3 separate regions of the Homo sapiens genome follow, and regions 1 and 3 are each linked to region 2. The links are chromatin contacts, found by Hi-C or POLR2A ChIA-PET in ENCODE. All regions are on one chromosome and are shown on one strand. Each heading gives the region's core, a stretch centred on a gene start or an enhancer-like site at or near the end of the contact. The rest is flanking DNA. Distances are from core to core; before and after follow the strand shown. Region 1 overlaps FOXP1 (forkhead box P1). Region 2 overlaps FOXP1 (forkhead box P1). Region 3 overlaps FOXP1 (forkhead box P1).

The links. Hi-C counts contacts between places; a loop is a spot of excess contacts on that map. ChIA-PET counts read pairs that join two places held with the same protein, here RNA polymerase II (POLR2A). Pooled maps may share reads with other maps.
Region 1: a map of chondrocyte shows a loop between it and region 2 (1.8-fold over the local background). The contact joins two enhancer-like sites. A Hi-C loop is called at or near these places in 1 of 168 maps with a recorded cell type or tissue (chondrocyte). POLR2A ChIA-PET finds 5 or more read pairs at or near these places in 4 of 52 experiments (BJ, activated B cell, activated CD4-positive, alpha-beta T cell and 1 more).
Region 3: a loop to region 2 is called in a map of endothelial cell of umbilical vein, with 3 times the contacts of the local background. The contact joins two enhancer-like sites. A Hi-C loop is called at or near these places in 1 of 168 maps with a recorded cell type or tissue (endothelial cell of umbilical vein) and 2 of 50 pooled maps. POLR2A ChIA-PET finds 5 or more read pairs at or near these places in 4 of 52 experiments (BJ, HEK293, SK-N-SH and 1 more).

What each region holds. Positions count from the first base shown.
Region 1 is chr3:71,509,189-71,512,012 of GRCh38, reverse strand. All of the region lies in intron 2 of FOXP1 (forkhead box P1), which reads left to right. Among named protein-coding and RNA genes, the nearest start is that of MIR1284, 31 kb to the left of the region's middle. RefSeq lists a silencer at 1,161-1,455. Within about 2 kb of position 1,337, at least 3 of the 41 ENCODE cell types and tissues checked have a DNase peak (open chromatin) inside an H3K27ac peak, as active enhancers do.
Region 2 is chr3:71,102,334-71,105,033 of GRCh38, reverse strand. The region is part of intron 7 of FOXP1 (forkhead box P1); the gene reads left to right. Among named protein-coding and RNA genes, the nearest start is that of FOXP1-AS1, 190 kb to the left of the region's middle. RefSeq lists an enhancer at 1-629. Within about 2 kb of position 1,278, at least 12 of the 41 ENCODE cell types and tissues checked have a DNase peak (open chromatin) inside an H3K27ac peak, as active enhancers do.
Region 3 is chr3:71,535,943-71,538,642 of GRCh38, reverse strand. The region is part of intron 2 of FOXP1 (forkhead box P1); the gene reads left to right. Among named protein-coding and RNA genes, the nearest start is that of MIR1284, 4.8 kb to the left of the region's middle. Within about 2 kb of position 1,347, at least 5 of the 41 ENCODE cell types and tissues checked have a DNase peak (open chromatin) inside an H3K27ac peak, as active enhancers do.

The sequences.
Region 1 (2,824 bases), core at 88-2,587, 410 kb before region 2:
ACAAAGTAAATGTTGACTAAATGGCAGCTATTATTGTTGTCGTCATCACCAGCAGTTCCGTCAACTCCTACCTGAGCCTTAGGCCAGTTTTGTTAAGATTAATTTAGTTTCCAAAAAAGATGTGCTAATTGGATTATTACATTTTCATGTGTTTACATCTATATATACATGCATGGCTTTGAAATCTACACATGAATATATTTATCCATTCAAGTTTCTCTTTTAAAAATCTGTAAGGATTATATTTTTAAGTCATTGAACCATGATGAGATTCTTTTTCAAAAAAAGGATTGCTATAAGTGATCATTATGTAGGCCATCAAAATGGAGAATAATGTAGACATGGAGCTAAAAGAAAACCAAAAAAAAGGAAGTCAGTGTTCATACAGGGCCACCAATTGAGTGCATATTTTTATGGCCTGGTTATTTAAAAATATTGGCACTTGCCTACATTGTTTAGGATTGGATGACACAGACAGAGATGTTTTGGGGTTGGGGTAATTTTTTTTTTTTTTTTATTAATTCTACAACTTGTAGACTTGTAATCAGGAGTGGCTTATCAGCAGCTTTTCAAAATCTGACATTCCACATGGAATGCCCCAATGGAGGAAATTTAGCACTCTGTGAATGCTTTTACAGTTGAATTCCACACATATGAATTATGACAAGTGAGGCTGACTACACTGTGGTTTGTTGTGTCTGGTCTGGTTCCTACTTTTAAAGTTGCAGTTGCGTTTGGTCATTTGAAGCTTATTTTCACAGTCTGGCCAAGCCAGCAGGGTCCCGGGGCTCTGCAGGGGACATAAACCACCAGCCTTTAAGCCAGAGTGCTCAGTAGATAAGCATTTCAAGACTTCATTGCATCATACAAAAGGACTTATGGGCTTATTTAACATACACTATTTGACTTAATTTAGATATTTAATGGAAAGAAAAGCCTTTTATTATCACCGAAGGAAAGAACTGCCAAACATTGTGAGGCTCAGTTGAAATATTATAACGGATATACAGAGTGCAAATATATTTCACTGCCTTACATAATGGGGTGTTTAATAATAGTTGTTTCTTTAAATTTAGCACACGTATCTCAGACATTTGCACTTTGTAAATTATAGGCCGTGGTTCAAGAAACTCAGTTTTAAAAAAATTGTTTTAATGAGGCATGTACTGATTTTTTAAAAATGACCTTCAGCTTTGATTTATGTTTATGAGCCCAGATTGGGGAGTTCATGCCAGGAATGAACACTTTCCGTCCTGACTTTTTACAAATGTAAATATGAGCAATGGCTGGGTCTGCTGACTCGATTGGACAGAGCTTAGTTGAACATTGCAGTTGGTAGGCATCAGCCCCCTCTGCAGGTCTGGTGGCTGGGAAGAGCAAGGAGCTCACTACAGCACTGGGAGGACACTACACATAAGTGTCTAGGGGGAAGCCTTTCCATTGTGCTGCACCTGTGTGCTTTCATTTTCTGAAGTACCTGGACTGGCTCAGATTGCCAAAGCCCAAGGCCCAAGATCAACTGATTTTTTTTTTTTAGAGACAGAGTCTCACTCTGTTGCCCAGGCTGGAGTGCAGTGGTGGGATCTCAGCTCACTACATCCTCTGCCTCCTGGGTTCAAGCGATTCTCCTGCCTCAGCCTCCCAAGTAGCTGGGATTACAGGCAAGTACCACCACACCTGGCTAATTTTTTGTATTTTTAGTTGAGACGGGGTTTCACTGTGTGGGCCAGGCTGGTCCTCAAGTGATACACCCGCCTTGGACTCCCAAAGTGCTGGGATTACAGGAATGAGCTACCGCACATGGCCTGACTCTTCTTATTTATTTATTTTTTGAGACAGAGTCTTGCTGTGTTGTCCGGGCTGGAGTGCAATGGCGCAATCTCGGCTCACTACAACCTCCGCCTCCGGGGTTCAAGCGATTCTCCTGCCTCAGCCTCCCTGGTAGCTGGGATTACAGGTGCCTGCCACCACACGCCTGGCTAATTTTTGTATTTTTAGTAGAGATGGGGTTTCACCATGTTGGCCAGGCTGGTCTCCAACTCCTGACCTCAGGTGATCTGCTCGCCTTGGCCTCCCAAAGTGCTGGGATTACAGGCGTGAGCCACCGTGCCTGGCCTGATTCCTTCTTTTTAGAGACAGAGTCTTGCTCTCTTGGCCATCCTGGAGTGCAGTGGCCTAATCATAGCTCATTGCAATCTGAAACTCCTGTGCTCAAGTGATCTTCTTGCCTCAACCTCCTGAGTAGCTAAGAATCAGGTGCATGTCACTGAGCCCGGCTAATTTTTAATTTTTTGTAGAGACAGAGGCTTCTTTATGTTGCCCAGGCTGGTCTTGAACTCCTAGCCTCAAGCAATTCTCCCATCTGAGCCTCCTAGAGCATAACTGATTCTTAATTTGGGGCCTAGCTTGTCCTTTCAGGAGGTGAGGAGCTGTTGTGGGTTGAATTATGTCCTCCCCCCATGATGTATACACTGAAGCCCTCACCCCCAGTACCTCACTCGGAATGTGACTGTATTTGGAGATAGGGACTTTAAAGAGATAATTAAATTAAAAATGAGATCATTAGGATGGGCCCAAATCCAGTGTGACTGGTATCCTAATAGGAAGAGGAGATTCTAACAAAAACCCACACGGGAAGACCGTGTGATGACACAGAGGGAAGATGGCCAAAAAGAGGGGCCTCAGGAGAAACCCACCCTGTGGATACCTTGATCTTCGACTTTCAGCTTCTAGAGTCATGAGCAAATATTAATGAATGCCTGTGGTTCAAGCCACCCAGTCTCTTGTACTGGGTTACAGCAGCCCTGGCTGACTAATAAGGGAG
Region 2 (2,700 bases), core at 29-2,528:
GTAAAAGCAACAGATTGGTTGTAGGTATGAGGCATCTCTACAACTGTGTAGACTGGGGGCCTCACATATATGATTACAACAAAGCTGTCAAGATGCCTCTGAGCCAAAGTAGAGAATATTTTAAGTATAGGGAGTTAGAATTTAATGAACATATTAATGCTCCAGAAACATCATTCATATCTGACAGAAAGATGTATCAGTCAGCACAACAGTCAGGTTTAGGGTTTATATATCAGGACGTTTTGTCAAAGTTTCCAGCGTCCGGTAATGTTCAGGATGTTTACTTTGCTTTGGATTTGCTCCCTCCCACCCCTCCCCAAATGTTGTGGATGGGTTTCCTGAGGTTCCATTTCTCCTTCCATCCCTATTGAAAATTCTTTAAAATAAATTATATTGTTTCCATATGCAGAACAGAATTCAGAACTGCAAGCAATCAATTTTATTGACACCATCTGAAAAAATGTTGATGACAGTTAGAGGATGTGAAAGAATTGGATTTTTAAAGTCCCCAGGACTAAGTGTGGCAAAAGAAAAAAAACTGAAATGTAATCTCATTACTCAAAAGTTCTGTTAGACACTCCTAAGAAGTGATTCTTCTTAACGAAAAAAATAAAAGCAGCAGCAACAGCAGCAGAAGGGCGGCTTCTTCTTGGATAGGCTGTGATCCCACAATGAGGTCTTGCTATCAAGCCTATTGGTTGCCTTGAAGGGAGAAAAGAGCTTCTTGGTTTCCCATGGCAGTGAATCACCCAGCAAAGATGGCTCGAGTTTCCTTAAGTTGTTTAAAATTGGTTTTAGTGTTCTGTTAATGTAAGCAAATAATCATGATTTTAGTCTTGAGTGACTTTCAGGCCTGGGCGAGTCAGGCTTGCTCAGTATTCTCCAGTGCAATGGGAGTATAGACGATGATGCGCCCCGCCAATAGAGACCACTACATCATTATCCCCAAAGTGGTAAAATACTCTTCCTGGAATTTTGAGTCTTTTTCCTGTGTGAATCTTCTGAGCAAAATCTCAGAACCAAAATAGTGATCATCAAGTCTAATGTAGAAAATTAAAGCCTCTCTCTTTTTTTGGGGGGGGAACATCTTAAGTTGATTTAGAATTTTTGTACACAATATTCGTCTGTGGTTGAAAGGGGGCACGCTGAGGTCAAGTGATGTAGTGTTTTCCATTTTTCCATATGAGTCTCACAGTGTGCGATAAAAGCAAACTCCTTTATTTTGTAAGTCTGCAAGAATTTCTGCTGAAGTGCAGAGGTCACGTTCCCTGTCAATTTGAGTAGCCAGCATTTTTTAACTACTGTTTTTTCTTTTGGTGTGTCTTTTCTTCCCTCCCCCCACCTTGCTATAAACCGTGGCACTTTTCTGACACATGCACAGTGAGGTCCTCCAATCTGAAACTCATTAGCACACAGCATTGGACCCTGTCCAGTGGTTAGAAAATTTCCTGGAGCCTAGAATAACAGCATTTGGTGCAATACCATGGACCAGAAGTGACAATGGAGGTAGTCGCACTCCCCTGGCACCCTGCCCGGTCAGGAAAGCCAGCTGACCACACAACACGGTGAGACAGAGGTTGTGCATATAGGATGAGCTCGAAAAGTTTGGTGCTTAGAGAAATACACTTCTAAAATCACAAGGCAATATCTGTTTTCCCTACACTTATTATTTCTATTGGGTCAGAGATGTTTATCAACATTCATTGCAGGAACATGAAAATAAGCAATTAGAGAAAATAGGATGAAGCTCAAGTTCCACAATATAGTATTTTTCACTTCTGTAACTATGGGTTATTTTCAGGACCTATATTTTCATTCATTCATTCATACATGCATGCATTCATTCATTCAAACTTTACTCATTGAACTTCACTATCTTGAGATAATGTGACCAGGCTGCAACCCCCTACCCTGACATTAGAAAAATTAAACAGTTTACCCTAAGTCAGGTTAATTTAAGCCAGGTTTTCAAACAGGAAACTGAGTCCCAGAAAGATAATAGTTATCATATTAAATAGTAAATACTATATAGTACTTTCTAGGAGCCAACTACTGTACAACAACCATATGGGGTAAGTTCTATTATTATTCCCATTTTACAGGGGAGGAAAGTGGAGCATAGAGAAGTTAACTTGTCCAAGGCCATACAGCTGATAAGTGGCAGAGCTGGGATTCTAGCCCACACAATCTGGCTCAAGAGTCTATGCTTTCATCCATTACACTCTACTGCCTCTCCCTGAGCTACCACCTGGGCCCCGCAAACAGGGAAAGCAAAAGGAATGGAATCAGAGTTGCTGATGCTTAATGCTCCTCGCTAACCACCAGACCACACCGTCTCCTAATTTGGACATATGTTGATGGGCATATTTGAAAAATAGTGCTTATAATTGAAATATGCACTTTCTAAAGGGAAATGACGCTTGGGAAAGAGAAGAAAGACGGGTATTACTCAAAGCCTGCAGACAGCTCTGCAAGTAATTGTCTAAAGGCAGCCGTTGAAATTGAGAAGCAGTTTGGAAAATGTACAGTTTGGGAAATTTGTGTACCGATGTAATTACGGTAGTTGTGAGCTGATGTCATGCCTAGTAACTGTTTTTGTATTGCTTGGGCCTTTGTTACTGAGCTGTGATATCATGAGCAAACTATTATAAACATAGCATGGATATAGCATGCTTGTGTAACAAAAGATCGGGAACTTTT
Region 3 (2,700 bases), core at 98-2,597, 430 kb before region 2:
CTACAGAAAAGCTTGTACATAAATGTTCATAGGAGAATGATTTATAATAGCCAAAGAGTGGAGACAACTCAGATGTCTATCAACTGGTGGATCAACAAAATGTGATGAATGTTTGCAATGCAGTGTTTTTCAGCCACAAAAAGGAATGAAGTACTCCTGCTGCACCATTGATGAACTTTGCAAACATTGTGCTAACTAAAAGAAGCCAGACACCAAGGGACCGCATATTCAATTCCATTTATAAGAAAGATCCAGAACTGGCAAATCCATTAAGACACAAAGTAGATTTGTAGTTGCAGGGAGCTGGAGAGAGAGGAATGGGGAGAGACTGCTAATGGGTATAGGATCTCTTTTGGGGGTGGTGATCTTCTAACTTATATTGTGGTGATGGTTTCACAACCGTTGAATATACTAAAATCCATTCAGTTCTATTGTTTAAAAGGGTGAATTTTATGGCATGTGAATTGTATCTTAATAAAAAGATTTCACGATCTGTCTGCATTTCTTTACTTGTAGAATGAGGCACTGCTGATTGTGCTCTCTTTTGGCTAATGCAGGGGTCAGCAAATTTCTGTAAAGGGCCAGATAGTAAATCCATTAGGCTTTGCAGGCCATACAGTCTCTCAGCTCTCTTAGTTTTGCCATTGTAGTGCAAAAGCAGCCATAGACAATCTGTAAGTGACTGGGTGTGGTTGTGTTCCAATAAAACTTTATTTATGAATACCGAAATTTCAATTTCACATCGTGTTCATGTGTCACCAAATAGTATTTTCATTGTCTTCTTCAACCATATAAAAATGTAAAAATCACTCTCAGCTCATGGCCTGTAAAAAGCAGGTGGTCAGAAAGATTTGGCCTACAGGCTAGTAGTTTGCCAACCTCTGTGCTGTTGCTACAAAAAGCTTTAAATACATGTTAGCAGCTTCATTAGAGGAGGTATTATTCTTGTCCCTATTTCAAAGATGAAGCAGTTGAGAATTCCAGAGGCTGAGGCAAGTCACCCAGATATTGGCTGCCAGGGCTGGTCCTTGACTCTGTTGAGTTCCAGAACCTGTGCCAAAAAAACACCGTCTTTCTGTCTGACCCATCTGGGTCAGTCAAGGCAGCCCAGCCCCTTCTAGCTGTGCAGGTCACTGCATGCTTCTCCGACTTGGCCTCTGCGCCTGCCTGGTGCCATTCATTATCCTGCATCTTCCATTCATTCTGGAATGCACACTTCCTTCACTCCCTTCTAGTACACTTTTCCATACTGCTGAGCCAATACCCACACTGAGCTGGGGGAAAAACAAATCCACCACCTTGCCTCGCTTTCAGTCTTTCCTCGTGACTCACTCCTTCTGGGAAGGCAATGCCTCGGCCACCTTTTGACCCTAAATCCAGCTGGAACTGAGTTCGCCTTGCTGGCTGCTGGGCTCTGCCTTGATCATCTGTCTTTCGGGAGGCAGATTGGCTGTGCATCATTTCAACCGTCTGCAGTGACAAGTTTTTTAGAGCCTCTTTGTTTCATTTAGTACCCAGGCCTTGGTTAGGACCTTAAAGGAAGTTAAAACCCCAGTGGCACCTTTTATTTAGGGATCGCTGGCTCGCTTGGCCTCAGTCTTCTACTCGCCTTTCCCACGTCCACCTGACATCCTGGGACAGTTGGCAGACCTTCCCTCCATGGCTCAGGTGGGCAGGAGGCAGAGTCAGCAGGGGTGTTAAGTCACTTCTACATCTCTGCGTGGCCGTCATCGCTGCTATTCTGCACATGTGTTGCCACTGGGGAAAATGGGACACTATATAGAGGGTGTCTTCTCCCACCACACTCTGTGGGGGTGGGAGAACCCACACCAAACGATCATCATGTTGGATTTGCATCATGGCACATTGAGAATGTGTTCAGTGGGACTGTGGATACTATGGAACCTTTCCCACAGAGTCCTTTGTAATGCCTCTGCTAGGATCCAGTTCATTGCTCAAACACCCATACATTTTTGCCCTTTATATGCGAGGATTTTATTCTGAAAGCTGTGTTATCTGTGCTGCTTTTCCAAGACAGAGCAACAACTACCAAAAAAAAAAAAAAAAAAGAGACATGGTTTAGAAGTGTTTAAGTGATAAATGCAAGCTCTTTATTTATGACTCATAATGTGGTTAAGAGTCCTTCGACTTTAGTACAGTCTCCATTCCTAGTAGTTTGGACTGTGTGAAGTGCTAAAATTCCGATTCTGTGCAAAAATGATCCTGCCAGTTGCTGACTAGGGTGACTGGGGTGTGGAGGTGAAGACATAGACCCTCTGAGCATTTGGGTAGGGGATGCGTAGGGTAAGCGAATTGCATTGTTCTGCAATTCGTGGGTCACAAGTAAATTATTGAGAGTTCAGAAACTTCTTCTTTGGCCTAAAATATTTAAAAAGTACTCCTTGTAGGGTGTCTTTGGTTATAAGTAACAGAGGGAATTTTTAGGGATGATTTAGAGTGGGATCATGGAACCCATGGTGAAATTGAAAACTGGAATCCTTCAGGACATGAGGCACCTTCTCTCTGTGTCACTCTTCTTGTGTCTCGTTGTGTTTTGACTGTGCTTTATTTTGCTCTCCCTCCCTGCAGACTACCTCAAGGCAACTGTTAGTCTGCAAATGGCCTCTCAGGACTGCCCCCAAGGGTCACCCTTGATCTCTAAGGCTTTCAGAATTCTGTCATATTATTCTGTCTGAATAC